Linked DNA regions of Homo sapiens: regions 2 and 3 are each linked to region 1. Evidence: chromatin contacts called from ENCODE Hi-C or POLR2A ChIA-PET data. All regions are on one chromosome and are shown on one strand. Each heading gives the region's core, a stretch centred on a gene start or an enhancer-like site at or near the end of the contact. The rest is flanking DNA. Distances are from core to core; before and after follow the strand shown. Region 1 holds the start of TMEM18 (transmembrane protein 18). Region 2 has its middle 280 kb from the start of MYT1L. Region 3 holds the start of PXDN (peroxidasin).

Region 1 (5,103 bases), core at 2,604-5,103:
GTGATGCTTCAACTTCCAAGGTAAATCAAACTAAAAATCCTTTCATTCTTCTTGATACACATCAGAAAGCAGATTAAACTAGGGGCTACGGTGAGCAGTCCCTCCACTTCCTCCCTTCAGGAATGGACTCAATAAAGCAGAGGAAAAGAATGCACAGGGAAAGAACCAGAGGGGAGGGGAGGGAGGAGGAGGAGGAGGAGGGGGAGGATGGGGGGGAAGGAGAGGAAGGAGGGGAAGGAGGAGGGCCAGGAGAAGCAGGACAGCCAGGCAGGTGAGAAGGGTAGGCTAACACAGGAGGTGGTGGGCATGGGTGCGGGGAGGAAGGTGTGGAGGGCTGACGTTACAGGGGGAAGGTGGGGAGGGTGGTAGGCACGGGAGGAAGGCGGGCAGGGAGGGTGTCACCAGGTGCTCCTCCTCAGCTATTCCTGAAATGCACCCTGGAGCAGAGTCTGAATCTTGAATCTTGATGGTGCTGGTTATAAGCTGTATAGCTGAGGGAGTTAGAGAACCTCTGCATGTTTCATTTATAAAAATGGGCAAATAAAATCCAACTCTTGGCTGGTTTGAGAAATGAATCACAGGAAATGTAATGGCAGGCAGCACAGTGTCTAGTATTACCCCGGTGTGAAAGCAGTCATCCTTCCCCTTATCCTAGAAAACATCAAACCCTTTGTGCAGTTCTCCAGCTGACAAAGCTATTCAGATCCAGGAGCTCAGCTGGTGAAGCCATCACCTTTCTTTGAGATGCCTGCCTCAGGGCCTCTGCGTGGGGCACTTGCTCCTGCCCTCTGCCAGCATCTCACTGCCTGGCTCCTGCCTATGCACCTTTTGCCCCTGGGTTCCCAGGGGACTGTGTGATTTAAATCAGGCCGCTCCTCCTGTTTCACTGTGTTTTTGGCTTTTCCATTGCAACACTTGTCACTGTTGATAACACAGGTCTGTGATGAATCACTGGTGCTGGTGTCCCCCAGGAAGCTGTGGGAGGCAAAGGAGCCCTGTCTGCCTGGTCCACTCCAGCACTCCTCAGGGCACCCTCAATACAGAGCTTGCTCTGAGCGCCTCACTTGCATAGGCCCCCACTGTGATGCAAACCCTCATCACTTCTCCAGTCTTTCTAAGATCATCTCTTCTTCAGATTTCCCGCTTTGCACACAGCCAGCTAACTAAACTTATCTGAAATTAGTTATTTTTAACTACCAAGCAAAATCTTCAGTGTCTCCCCAATGTTGAGAGTCAAGAGTAGCCTGAGCCAGGCCTCCAGGCCCTCCTCGCCTCTTCTACCCACACGTGTTCGTAACGCTCAGCATCAGAAGTGCTTAGGTCCTGGAGGGCTTGCAGTTTCTCTGCCTCTGATCCACACCTTCCATCTATCTCAGTCTCTGCATGTCGGGCTGCTGCCCTCCCAGGGCCGTCACCTGCTCCCTCTCTTTTCTTATTAACATTTTACTCACTCTTCACACCCTGTGCCATGATTTCAGCTTTTCTGAATAATCTTTCTCAGTCATCCTGTGCAACTCCCTAACTTCTCTAAGTTCTGTAGCCCTTATCCTTGAAACCAAGTTGGGCAATGCCTTATTTTATGCACAGAACTTTTCTTTCCCAGTTTGCAATCTTCCTCCCATTCAAAGCAGTGCATGAGCACAGCTGCCACCAAGGACGCATCTTGTGTAAAAGACAGCACTTCCGGAAACCCAACTCTCCTGTGTGCAGCTGGTGCTCAGCACCTCCCTGGTAGGCAACAGGAACTCAACAGATTCCTCTCAACTCTAACATCCAAAAAGTAGTTTTCTTTATAGCTTCCAAGAGTGAAAAACGGGAGTGCCCTGGGAGCAGGCACATGACAGAGGGTTGGGAGGTCTTGTAAAAATATGTATATATTTCGAAGACACAGACAGAACATACACAGTTTCATTTCACACAGTGATCTGAGTTGTGGAGTTTGTGTTGTTTTACTCACCTAGACACAGAAAGTGCCCGATCTGTAGTCTGTAGCTTCGGGAGGACAAGCAGGTGAGGAGCACGCAGAGCGCGTGGAAGGTGGCCAGCCCCATGAGCCAGGGCTCAGTCCAGTCCGTCTGCTGTAGGAACACACCAGCAGACACTCACTGTCCTGCCACTCAAGGCCGGGTTCACGGCCCACCCACAGCCTTCTCCCAGCGCAGGAGGCAGGGGCCTCTCACTCCTGAGTCCTCCTGGGCTACTCACCAAGTATCCAGAGAGCATTGCCAGGCCTCAGAGAAACATGGGGACAGGAAAGGGAGAAGGAACCAGGAGGATGGAAACAGGATTCTCCCCTCAGTGCAACTATAATTCATGGAATTCAAAGTTCAAGCACACAGAACTGAAGGCATCTCTGATGTGCTCCTTTCGTTTGTGGAACAGAATCATGTTTTTAAGGTGGGTATAATTAAAGGAATTACCATCCTTTACGATGATAATTGGTTATGATAATTGGTGACGACAAGGAAATTAAGACGATTGCTCAAAGAGATGCACTTGGCTCAGCCCCAAAGGTAAAACATGAATCATCATTTCAGACTCCTTAGTCAGCACTGAAGACCTCAGGGAATCTTGAGCCATCGCCACGTGCAAGACTTGATTTTCTCCAACCTCTCTGCAATACACTGAACTCTCCAGACAGTGCCGCACTCCGCCGCCTCCTGGACTCCCCGGGACCCTGCTGTACCTGGGGACAGTGTCTGGCTCAGGGACCTGAAGTAGCCAGGCTCAGATCCACTGCTGCTCAGTCCCCACCTGATGCTCAGATGCCAATCCCAGCAGTCCTCAACCCTCCCCATCCCCTCCTTGAGCGCCCTCCTGCAGAAGACAAGCCCTGCCCTCCAAGCTGCAGCCCCGCCCTGCCCTCCAAGCTGCAGCCCCGCCCTGCCCTCCAAGCTGCAGCCCGGCACAGCCCTCCAGAACTCCTGTGTCACTACTCTCTGCTGGGGACCGCAGCGGCTTCTCCAGAGCCGCGCCATGACATAAGGACACAAGCGCATCTACTCCCATCAATGCACCCACCAGAAGACCAGAGGCACGGAGGTGAGGGGAGCACGGCTTTCTGCCCAGACCCCATCGAGTGCCCATGTCACCCCTTGGCGGCCACGTGGGGCGTGGGCTCCCCTGGGATCTGTCAGACGAACCCGGCACGGCGCACGCCCCGCCCACACTGGGCAGCGTTCCTCCGTGCCACCCCACACGATCAGGCTCCACCACGCACGCCCCGCCGCACTGCCAGAATCCGCCCACATGGCCCAAGCCCCGCCCGCAAGACGCTGGACTGGCCGGCGTGCACCTCCCACACGAACAAAGCCCTACCCCTCGCGCTCCGCCCACACAACTCAGCCACGCCCGCACGGTGCAGGACGCCAGCCCAGCCCAAGCCCGGGCCACAGAGCGCCGGAGCCAGCTCACTGCGCACGCTCCTCCACAAGGCCCCGCCCGGCCCCGCCCCTCCCCGCCCAACGGCCCAGGACCCCGCCTAGCGCTCGCGCCCCGACGCCCGGCCCCGGCCCCCTCCCACAGGGCCCAGGACCCCGCCCACAGCGCGCGCCCCCGACGCCGGCCCCGAGCCACTCCCACAGGTCTCAGGACCCTGCCCAGCGCGCGCGCTCCGCCACAAGGCCCCGCCCACGGCCGGGGCCTTCTTGGCCACAGGCCGGGTGCTCTGTGGGGCCTACCCTACGCCTCTCCGCCGTCCTCCCCCGAACTGGTGGTTACGCGGGCCGCGAGTTACCGTGAGCACGGCTGGGATGCTGACGGGGAAAGAGCTGACAGAGAAGGCGGACGGCATGGTGTTGGGAAGCCCGCTCTCACAGCAACCGCCGAACCCGGCCTGGCCAGAATCCACAGAGGAGGGCGCCAAATCCTCTCTCGTGAGATCTGCCCTTCTCACGAAACTTGCGCTTGCTTCCTCTCGCGGTAATTTCATGGCATTGCTAGGTCCAGATATCGCGATATTTCCTGGTGGTCGCTGTAATACGGAAAACTTACTACGCTGCTGTGGGACTTGTGCTCGCTCCGCCAGGAGGCCGAGGGCGTCTTTAGTTCGTTAACAGAGGAGCAGGCGGAGGCGGGTGGAATTTAGGAGGTTTGTTTCAAAGGCTCAGGGCGCTGTACCGCCACGCCAGCCCTGTCCCACCTGGGACTCCCTAGAAGGGTCAGAGCATCAATGAGGACGGTGTCCGCCCCGAGACCCTGCAGGAGCCGGGGACATTGCCCACTCCTCGGACCCTGCAGGACTTGGGAAGGTGTCTGCTCTCGCGACCCTAAGGGCAGTGCACTCTTAGTCTGGGTCAGCTTAGGGTTATCTGTCTTCACTTTGGAGATTTACCAGATGTTCTTACGCTTCACTTCGTTGTTCAACGACAGATACAAAAATATAAAGTTAATTTTCTTCCAGCGAATTTTTTCCCTTTATTTTAACATCTATACCCCAACTTTGACATTTTCAAATTAAACATTCTGTTATTTTAACATCATGAATTATTAAGTGTATATACTTTAATTGCATATGTTAGCTCTTGAACTAGTTTAATGTTTCTAAAAATAGTTCTAGTGGTGGACTTTTTTTTTTTTTTAATAGCTTTAACCCCTCCCAGATCTTTCTTAAAATCTTTCCACAGTGTGGTCATTTCTGCTTATGCTACTTAACATGCATTCTCTCATTTCAGTGTAGAAGGTCATGGTTTCTTCTTATGGGAAAACATTTCTTTCATTGATATTTTTCTCTATTCTTCCTGTATTCAACTCCAGGAACATCCCGTTAGGTAGATAGTGCATCTTCCTCTCTTTTGTGTTTCTCAACCTTCCTCTCAAAACATCACGACTGTTGTTGCTGAGTTTGGGAAATCTCGGGCTTGGCTTTCCTGGTTTTTTTTTTTTTTTTTTAAGACGATGTCTCGCTCTGTCGCCCAGGCTGGAGCACAATGGTGGGACCTCGGCTCACTGCAACCTCCGCCTCCTGGGTTCAAGCTATTCTCCTGCCTCAGCCTCCCGAGTAGCTGGGATTACAGGTGTTCGCCACCTCACCTGGCTAATTTTTTTTGTATTTTTAGTAGAGACGGGGTTTCACCATGTTGGCCAGGCTAGTTTTGAACTCCT
Region 2 (5,103 bases), core at 823-3,322, 1.9 Mb after region 1:
AAAGCTGGAAGCATTATGCTACCTGATCTCAAAACCTACTCCAAGGCTGTAATAATTAAAAGAATATGATATTGGCACAAAAACAGACACATCAACCAATGGAACAGAATAGAGAGCCCATAAATAAATCTGTGCATTTATGGTCAAATAATATTTGACAAAGGTGACCAGAACCCCCACTGGGGAAAGGACACTCTCTTCAATAAATGATGTTAGGAAAACTAGACACCCATAGGCAGAAGAATGAAACTGGACTCCGATTTCACCTTATAGACAAAAATTAATTCTAAATGGATTAAAGACTAAACTCTAAGACCAAAAACTGAAAAACTACTAGAAAAAAAAAATAGAGAAAAGCTTTCTGGCATTGGTCTGGGTAAAGATCTTTTGAGTTTGATCCCAAAAGCAGAGACAACAAAAGCAAAAATAGACAAATATGTTTATATTAAATTAAAAGCTTCTGCACAGCAAAGGAAACAACAGAGTGAAGAGACAGCCTGGAGAATGGAAGAAAATATTTGTGGAACCATACCTCTGATAAACAGTTAATATTTAAAATACACAAGAAACTCAAAAAAACTCCATACTAAGGAAACAACAAACCTGATTAAAAAATGGGCAAAGAACCTGAAAAGACATTTCTCAAAATAAGGCTACAAATGGCCAACAGGTGTATGAGAAAATGCTCAACATTACTAATCATCAGGGAAATGCAAATTAAAACCACAATAAAATATCACCTCATACCTGTTGTTACGATGCCTGTTATCAAAAGGGCAAGAGGTAACAAGGATATGGGAGGATGTGGGGAAAGAGAATCTTGCGTTGTTGATGGATACGTAAATTAGTGCAGCCATTATGGAATGCAGTATGGAAGCTCCTCAAGAAGTTAAGTAGAGCTGCCATATGATTCAGCATTTCACCTTCTGGCTATATACAAAGGAAATGGAATCAGTATGTCAAAGACAGACCGAACTCCCATGCTCCCTGCAGTATTATTTACAACAGCCAAGATATGGAATCCACCCAAGTACCTATCAACAGGTAAATGGATAAAGAATAGGTAGCATATATACACAATGGAATACTATTCAGCCTTAACACAATGGGGAAATCCTATCATTTGTGACAATGTGGATGACCTAGGAGGACATTAAGCTCAGTAAAATAAGCCAGAAACAGAGAGACAGATCCTGCATGACCTCAGTTTTATAGAGAATCCAAAAAAATCAAACTCATAGAAGAGAGTAGAATGGTGGTTATCCTGGCAGAGGGAAATGCAGGGAGGCATGGGGAGAGGCTGATCAAAGCATACAAAATTGTCATTAGGAGGAATAAGCTGAGGAGATCTATTGTATAACACGGTGATTATAGTTAATCATTAACTATATTAATTATATTATTAATATATTAACATGTATTGCATACTTGAAAATTGCTAAGACTACATTTTCAATGTTCGCAAGGTACACACACAAAGTATGTGAGGTAGTGGATATTGATTAGCCTGATTTATTCATTCCACAATGTATACATATATTAAAACGTCATTTTGCACACCATACACGTATTTCATTTTCATTTGTCAATCATTAAAACTAAAATTATTATTATTATTTTTTTAAAGAAAGATCCTAAACAGTTTTCTAAATATCTTTATTTTAGGTTCAGAAATAGTTTTCAGAGGCCTGGTGTTCCTCTGGGTCTTCTACCTGATGGGCTCTTTTCCTTGTTCAGCAACGTCCTTTAGGTCCCATGCTAGTTCTTTTTATTCGTGTTGTTTTCCTTTTTGTGAGTTTTTATTTTGCTTTAACTCTTCTTCAGGGAGAACTCAGTTGTCTAGGACTAGTGCCTGCCAACTGCCGCGTGGTTACATGAAGGAGCCTTGGATAGACTTGCTTCCCAGTCCTTAGCTAGAGTACAGCGTGATATGGAAGCGCCGGGCTCAGCCTCTGATTTAAGCCGCTCTGCGCACTGAGGACACCGCCCCAAACCCCATGACTCTACCCAGAATGCAAGCAAGATGGTGCCAGGGCGCACTAAATCCCCAGCATGCACTGCGACCGCCCTTAGTAGCAAGCGTAAACTACAATCCCCAGGATGCACTGCACCAGGGCTGCGCCTGCCTGGCGTCACGGGCGTGAATTACAATCCCCAGCATGCACCGGAGTAGCGGGCGTCATCAACAACCCCCTACGTGCCGCGCGCGGCCTCTAGCCCTCACCTGTGCTCTGCTTGTTCTGTGCATAAACAAGGGTCTATGAGGGTGCAGAGGGTGCTCTGAGGGGCGGGGGTGGGAGGGGCGGTGGGAGAAGACTATTCTGGCCACCAAAACGGCAGCACCGCTGCAACAGAAAAGATGCCTGCTTCTCTGGAGGGTAATGACGATGCTCTGAAGCTGACTGTGCTGCTGCAGGCATGCAAATCCTCTGACAGTTTTAAAGAGAGCACAGCACGCATTTTAAGACATGGCTCCACCAGCCTTATGGCAAGCGGAATTCTTATATAATGTGGCAATGTATGGACAGTCAGTTTTTGTTTTAGGGGGCGTCACAGATTGTGTTCACTTTGCATCTAGAACAGCTAGCCAGTGTCATTTCAATCTCTGGACGCCTTTAATTTGGGATGTGCGCATATGCATCTGTACTCTTGTGCATGTAAATCCAAGTGTGTGAGTGAGCACTTGCATTAAAAAAATAATAATAAAATAAATAAAGAGGGATTTCAAGATGGTGACAGCAGAGACTGAAGCCAAGCATAGGACCCTCCTGGCTGGGGCCCAGGTCAGTGACCAGGAGGTGGCTGTGGTGCACGACAAGGGCTACAAGTCCTTGTAAATGCAAGTGTGTGAGTACCAGTGCTCAAACATGTGCATGTATGCATATCCCCTTCTCCGGGAGAGAATCTCCTCCCGGTGGTGACATTGTTTACAGAGAAGGTTTTTACACTAGCTAGCTGAGAGGCTGTGACTACATCCATCCCCAGGCCTGAATGTCTGAACTACTAATCAGTATCCTCAGCCTGGCTCCTGCCTTCTGAGGATTTCCTCAGCCCACAGGCAGTCGTTCGAGCTGGGGCTCAGTGCTGTCTCTGTTAAGTCTCTCCAAGCCCGGCAGAAGACTCCTGAGACCACCCAGAACACGGAGCCTGTGCTAGTCAGGAAGGCTTGGGCTTTAGGGAACTGCTGTACCCCAAAGAGAGACAGCCTCCAGCTGCTTCTCTAAGACAGGCTGAGGCTCTGCACAGCTGGGAGTTGCTTGGAGGAGCAAGGGACAAGGTCGACCTCTTCTTCCTTCTTGCTCCCCAGGGTTCAGCAGGGCCACGGCATGCTTCCTAAGCTGTGTTCCTGTGGGCGCCTCCTCGGGGGTTATGTTTTTGTCGTTGATTTCAGTTTGTGTGCAAGGACAGAAGATGGAGTGCAGCAAACCTACGAAACTATCAAATCTGATATGAGCTCTAAGTAAAGCATAACTGCAAGGAGACAAGGGGAGCAGATGGTCAACAATTCTATTCAATGACGGAAAGCAGCCCCAATTAACCATGATCAGAACTAGGCTTATAGCCCTTGTCGTGCACCACAGCCACCTCCTGGTCACTGACCTGGGCCCCAGCCAGGAGGGTCCTATGCTTGGCTTCAGTCTCTGCTGTCACCGTCTTGAAATCCTCTTTTTCTTTTTTGACACGGAGCTTCACTCTTGTCACCCAGGTTGGAGTGCAGTGGCGTGATCTCAGCTCATTGCAACCTCTGCCTCCCAGGTTCAAGTGATTCTCCTGCCTCAGCCTCCTGAGTAGCTGGGATTACAGGTGTGCACCACCATGCCTGGCTAATTTTTTGTATTTGTAGTAGAGACGGGGTTTCACCATGTTGGCCAGGCTGGTCTTGAACTCCTGACCTCAGGTGATCCGCTAGCCTTCACTTCCCAAAGTGCTGAGATTACAGGTGTGAACCACTGTGCCCAGCCCCTCACATTTTTGAACAAGGGGCCACACATTTTTATTTTGCACTGATCCTCACAAATTTTGTAGCTACCAGCTGTCCTGACATAAACTTCCTCCTGTGGGCCTCAGTGTTCTTCTTTGCAAGATGGGAAGATTGGAATAAAAAGTTTTCAAAGATATTTTTGCTGCAAAACTTTTTTGTCAAAAAAGAATATATTTAGAACTTGAGACATAACCCATGTGATAGGGTAATATTTCAAATCCTTTCTTTTCTTTGTCCTTATGGTGCTGCTTCTTTTTCTTCACCTTTCTTGCTCTTTCTGCAGTGTGTCTCTGGGTCTCTGGAGGTGGGATAGGGGTTGTCTGGGGAATCTACCGTCCTAATTATCTGTAGGTGATTGTTTTGTTGCCCTGTAGGTCAAAGGGAAGGTGATTCCAATGCTTGGCATTTATCTGGCGGAATCCCTATTCCTCCTATGCCCTCCTCATCTGTGAAATGGTGATAGTAGTAGCACTACCTCGGAGGATGGTTATTAATGAGAAGCAAAAGTGAACACAACACAGGTTAACTACTTATATTTTCATGCATATTATTATTTGTATGTTTAGCTGCATCCCACTTCTTTTTTTTTTTGTTTTTTTTTTTTTGGAGATGAAGTCTCACTCTGTCACCCAGGCTGGAGTGCAGTGGCATGATCTCGGCTCACTGCAAGCTCCGCCTCCCAGGTTCATGCCATTCTCCTGCCTCAGCCTCCCGAGTAGCTGGGACTACAGGCGCCTGCCACCACGCCTGGCTAATTTTTTGTATTTTTAGTAGAGACGGGGTTTCACCATGTTAACCAGAATGGTCTCGATCTCCTGACCTCGTGATCTTCCCGCCTCAGCCTCCCAAAGTGCTGGGATTACAGGCGTGAGCCACTGTGCCCGGCATCACACTTCTTAAAGTAGTTACACACAGAGAGGCACATAGAAAGAAATCAAAGTAAAAAACACACAACACACACATACATAATGGTACCATGACCTTCTGCCTGGGGGCACATTTTAGACGATGGTGCAGGAATGAGGAACCCAGCGAGGGCAGTGGTCTTGCTTTGGACACAGAGATCATGGTCAGGGAGATAGAGGCAGCTGTGAATGCCCGGGCACAGTCCACAAAGGTGG
Region 3 (5,103 bases), core at 1,290-3,789, 1.1 Mb after region 1:
CTGCCTCCCCAGGCTGCACTCACTAGCGCTCGCTCATGACACCTGTCCACTGTGCCTAGGTCCGCACAGCTACACCCTCACGTTCTCCCAGGAGACACGGGACTTGCTAAAAATCACGCGGCTGCAATGCATCCAGCCAGGACTCCATTCTGGCCACCAGCGCTACGCTCCTCCTCTTGGCCACAGGAATAGCGTCAGGAGCTGCGCTTCTCTCCCAGAGCTTCTGTTTCCACCGCCAGAAAATGGGTATGTTCATTTCTCCAGTAAAGTGTTTAGTTCTATAAGGGATTCGATCAACTTAACAGCTACCAGTCTACCTGCCTCACAGAATCAACGTGACTCAACAGCGACATTTCGAAGTATCACTGAAGACTGCAAAAACCCCTGAAAGTTTAAGATAGAAATGGATGCAAATGTACCCTATGAGGAAGTGTTGTGCGAGTGGACGATGATGTCACCCGTCTACTCTCAGCTCCTTTTTCAAATTCGGTGAGGCGTTTGTGGACGAGCACACCATGCAAAGCGGAGCAGAGGACCCCATGTGTGTCCTACGACACTTATTTTAACATGTTATTTTCAACAAGCAATTAATATTCCGGGGCAAAACATACCGCAAGCTTTATGAAACTGACCAGATGGGAAAAATCTTTGAGGTGCCATTTTTCCACTGGCTCAGCAAGAATTACATTATCCAGACCCAGGGAAACCTCACCCGGCTCCATTCTAAAAGTCCACTGCTGTTGAGTGAGATGCCCCCGAGTCGTCCGGCCTGGGCTGACCATTCACGGGCTCTGGAAAGAAAGCCTTGGTCTCTCTGCGGAGGAGGAGAGGAACTCGGGCCCCCGCCCCGCCCCAGGGCCTCCAGGAAGCAGCCTGCAAACTCGGCGACCCCTGGGAGCCGTGGTCTGTCCCAGCACTTTGTTTCGGAGGTAGGCGCACTGGCCGCCCACTTCCTGAATTGTTCACTCAATTTTTTTACAACTTTTGCAGACTCTTTGCTGGTGCCAAAAAGTCCTCTGGCTCAGCTAAGAAACGTGAAAACTATTTTTGGCATGCAGAAAAGTCGCTACAGGACTAAATTAGAGTCGGCGCCTGAAACGCAGCCCGCGTTCACAGATCCCGAAAATGTTGAATCCGACTCGCTTCAGAACACAGGAGGCCTGCAGCGAACTCTGGCGGCATCTCGGTACCTGGAGCCGCGGGGCGGAGGGATGGGGATTCCTGCTGTGGAGACCGTGACGCGGGACGGCCCGCAGGACAGGGTGTCAACCCCAACGCAACGCATCCGGTTAAACGTATAGCGCAACTGCGAACACGCTCGCGTGGATTAGAAGCGAAAGAAGAGAAATGCCCGAGGCAGAAACCCGCTCTGAGTCCCGGCTCCATCTAGACCCGGGCTGCCCCGAGACTACCGCGCGGCCCCTCTCGGGAACCCCGGCCGCCCGGCTCGCTCCGGGCGCAGGAAAAGCCCCTGAGAAGCGCGGGGCCCCCAGGACACCCCAGGAGAGGACGCTCCGGGCAGATGCGGGGGCACTGGGAGCGGGGGCGCCGCGGCTGCGGGAACTGAGGCTCCTCTGGGGAGGCTTCCCCGGCGCGGGGGGATGGGGTGGGCACTGCGCTCCAAGGGGCGGGGGAGGGGGAGAGGGCGGAGGCTGGGGGAGGAGAAGGAAGGGGGGGAGGAGGAGGGGAAGGGAGGAGGAGGAGGAAGGGGAGGAGGAGGAGGAAGGGGAGGAGGAGGAGGAAGGGGAGGAGGAAGAGGAGCGGAGGAGGGGAGCGAACAGGACGAGGAACGGGGCGGAGGGGGCTGGGAGGACGGAGGGGGCTGCGCCGCGCTCGGGGAGCGGAGGGGGACCGAGGGGTCCTGAGCGGGGGAAAGGTGAGCGGAGGAGGGGCCGCGAACCAGGGGGAAGCGGGAGGCCGGCGGAGCATGAGAGGGGGCGGCGGGAGGCGAGCGGGGGGAGCCCCGGAGGCTCCAACAACTTCCCAGTCCTGCGGGGATTCCGAGTTCCGAACAAAGGCGGCTACGAAGGCCGCGCGCACAGCGCTCTGTTCCGCCCCTCGGCGTCTCCCGCAGGGCGAACAAAGGCCCAGCGGGTCCCCGCGCCCAGGTCCCCCCACGTCCCCCTTCGGAGGTTCCCTTCTGCGTCCCAAGTCCCCAGGCCCCCCGCGCGCCCGATGCCCCCTCCACCCTCCGCGCCCCCCACCTCCGATCACCCCTGCGCTCCCGGATCTCCACGAAGCCCCGGACCCCGCGCCCCCGGCGTCCCCCGCGGCACTCACAGGATGGAGGTCTGCGGCGCCACGGCGGGCACGGCCTCCAGCAGCAGATGCATGCAGCGCACGGTGGTGCGGAAGCACAGGCAGCGGCTCGGACACCCTGCGCCCGGCTTCTGGGCCACCACGGCCAGCGTCCCCCAGGCGCAGAACAGCACGAGCGCCAACAGGCAGCGGCGCCCGGGGCCCCTGGAGCGCTTGGCCATGGCCGACGGCGCGGACGGACGCTCGGACGCACGGAGCCACCACGGCCGGCTCCCGACTGCGCCCGCCCGGCCGCGGCCCACGTCCCAGCTGTGCGCGGGGGGCGGGGGGCGCCAGCTGTGCACATGCGCGAGGCTCCTCCCGGCCCCTCTGAATCCCCGAGGGCGGGGCGGGGCGAGAACCCGGGGCCCCAGCGTCCGGCCTGAGCGCCCTCATCCCGGTGGGGCGGCCCGCATGGCCAAGGCGAGCGCTCGGGGGCGCGGAGGAGAGCATTGGCACCCCTGATTCTGCGCTCGAGACTCGGGGCTCGGGACCCTGGGGCCTACGCGAAGCTTCTCCACTTCTCTTACCCGTGGTTTCTGCCTGCGCTCACTACGGGTTTTTTAGTTGGCGCCTTAATGTTTGTAACACTTTTAGAGCGCTTGCTCTGATCCGGGCACGATTCCAGGCGCGCAGGCGCGCTCCTCTCTTTCTCCTTCTCCCTACCCGCAACCACGTAGGAAATTATTTAACGTTCCAAAAAAGCCCCTCATTCCTTTTGAGGAAACTGAGGCCCAAGCCCCAAAGCGCACAGCAAGGGAGTCTGCGGGAAGATTAGACCCAGGCGGTCCGGCTCCCCGGGGCCTGTCAGCCACCTGCTCTCTGCCGGCCGCCTGGCTCAGCACAGTTGGGAAAATGAAAGGTCCTGTGTGGAGTCCTTGGCGCGGCGCAATGCAGCCCCCGGGATTCTCGCGGCCTTCAGTGCGTGCCCTCCTGGGACAGACCTAGGAGGAGACCCAGGGAACCCCCCCCCCCCACGTCGGGTGTGTCTAGAGACAGCAGAAGACTTTGGAAAGGAGGGAAGACACTGCGTGAGATACGCACAAAGGTGGCGTTCTCACATAGTTCATACATTCTCTCCAATCATCTCACAAGGACCCAGTCTGAATTTCACAGACAAGGAAGGTGAGGCCAAGTTGCTGAACCCAGGCCACAGGGTGACGGTGCCAGATTCAGAGGCACAGCATGGGCGTGTTCCCGTCGCAAACCCCAAGTCTCAGCTGTGTCCCCGTGCTGGTGTTCTAGCCTGAGCTGCGTTTGAAAGCAGCCTGGAATGGGATTGGTGGGTAATAGGCTAGTTTCCTGTTGCTATGTTAAAACACAAAAGCAACTACCACGAGACATAGCCCGGAGGTCACAGGTGCATTGCTGACCACAGGGCACCATCTAAGGACTGGACCCCCGAGGCTGCTGGCAGGGGGTTCCAGTTCCTTGCCGTGTGGGTCTCCATGGCCTGCACACTGGACATGGCCTGATGCCTCCCAGAGCAGGTATTAGAAGAAAGAGGAAGAGAATGAGAGTACAACACAGAAGCCAGGGTAAAACCTAACCCAGCCTTGGAACTGGCCCCGCATCACACCTGCGGGGTGCATCCTCAGAGGTCGGTGGCTCCCGCTGACATTCCAGATGCCATCTTTCCTGCAGGATTTTATCCACCCTCTACAGCGGATGCAGCTCACACTCCGGATTCCATTTCTCCTGCAGGATCCTATTCACACACTCCGGTGGGCCCAGCTCACACTGCAGACAACATCTCTCCTGCAGGATACTATCCACACACAGAAGTGGGTCCAGCTCACACTGCAGACATCTCTCCTGCAAGATCCTATTCACACATTCCAGTGACTCCAGTTCACACTGTAGATGCCAAAACTTATGCAGGATTCTATGCACACACACTAGTGGTGCATTTCACACTCCGGATGCCGTATCTTCTGCAGAATCCTGTCCACACATTTCAGTGGGTCCAGTTCACGCTCTACATGTGCTCTCTCCTGCGGGCTCCTATCCACACACTCCGGAGGTGCCATTCACACTCTAGATGCCATCTCTCCTGCAGGACGATGTCCACACCCTCCAGTGGGTCCAGTTCACACTCTAGAGGACATCACTTTTGCAGGATCCTCTCTACACATTCCACCGGTGCCATTCACACCACAGATGCTGTCTCTTTGCAGAGTCCTATCCACATGCCCCAGGGCTGCAGCTCACACTGCAGACACCATCACCCCTGCAGTATCCTATCCACACACCTCAGTGGGTCCCATTCACACTCCAGAGGCTATCACTTTTGCAGGATCCTATACACACACTTTAATGGGGCCAGCTCACAGTCCAGAAGCCGTTACTCCAGCATGATTCTAGCTACACACCCCAGTGGCCCAGTTTACACTGCAGATGCCTTGTCTTCTGCAGGATCCTCTCCAGGCACAACAGTGGGTCCAGTTCACACTCCAGTTGCCATCTCTCCTGCAGGACCCTACCCATACACTCAAGTGGGTCCAGTTCACACTCCAAATGCCATCCACCTGCAGCATCCCAACCTCTCACTCAAGTGGGTGCAGTTCACACTCCAGTTGCCATCTCTCCTGCAGGACCCTACCCACACACTACAGTGCTCCACTTCACACAGCAGACATCATCACTGCTGAAGGCTGCTGTCCACACAGTCCTGTGGATGCAGTGCTCACTCCACATGCCATCACTCTTGCAGGATCCTACCCACACACTCGAGGCAGTCCAGATCACACTGCAGATGTCATCACTCCTGCAAGATGCTATCCATACACTCCAGTGGGTTCGGTT

Evidence for each region. Hi-C counts contacts between places; a loop is a spot of excess contacts on that map. ChIA-PET counts read pairs that join two places held with the same protein, here RNA polymerase II (POLR2A). Pooled maps may share reads with other maps.
Region 2: a map of gastrocnemius medialis shows a loop between it and region 1 (11-fold over the local background). The contact joins the enhancer-like site here to the promoter of TMEM18 in region 1. A Hi-C loop is called at or near these places in 2 of 168 maps with a recorded cell type or tissue (gastrocnemius medialis and naive thymus-derived CD4-positive, alpha-beta T cell), 2 of 37 single-sample maps with no recorded cell type and 9 of 50 pooled maps.
Region 3: a loop to region 1 is called in a map of ascending aorta, with 19 times the contacts of the local background. The contact joins the promoter of PXDN here to the promoter of TMEM18 in region 1. A Hi-C loop is called at or near these places in 8 of 168 maps with a recorded cell type or tissue (IMR-90, PC-3, ascending aorta and 5 more) and 14 of 50 pooled maps. POLR2A ChIA-PET finds 5 or more read pairs at or near these places in 1 of 52 experiments (H1).

Annotation. Positions count from the first base shown.
Region 1 is chr2:673,553-678,655 of GRCh38, forward strand. TMEM18 (transmembrane protein 18) reads right to left here and starts at 3,854. Exons shown (of 5, transcript NM_152834.4): 1 at 3,737-3,854; 2 at 1,958-2,078. The coding sequence starts at 3,793. TMEM18-DT (TMEM18 divergent transcript) reads left to right here and starts at 3,820. Exons shown (of 3, transcript NR_183417.1): 1 at 3,820-3,921. RefSeq lists enhancers at 341-842, 843-1,342, 3,129-3,894, 3,797-3,896, 3,927-3,996 and a silencer at 3,387-3,636.
Region 2 is chr2:2,611,464-2,616,566 of GRCh38, forward strand. No RefSeq gene overlaps it. Among named protein-coding and RNA genes, the nearest start is that of MYT1L, 280 kb to the left of the region's middle. Within about 2 kb of position 2,073, at least 14 of the 41 ENCODE cell types and tissues checked have a DNase peak (open chromatin) inside an H3K27ac peak, as active enhancers do; they include gastrocnemius medialis, where a contact is called at or near this core.
Region 3 is chr2:1,741,976-1,747,078 of GRCh38, forward strand. PXDN (peroxidasin) reads right to left here and starts at 2,540. Exons shown (of 23, transcript NM_012293.3): 1 at 2,281-2,540. The coding sequence starts at 2,480.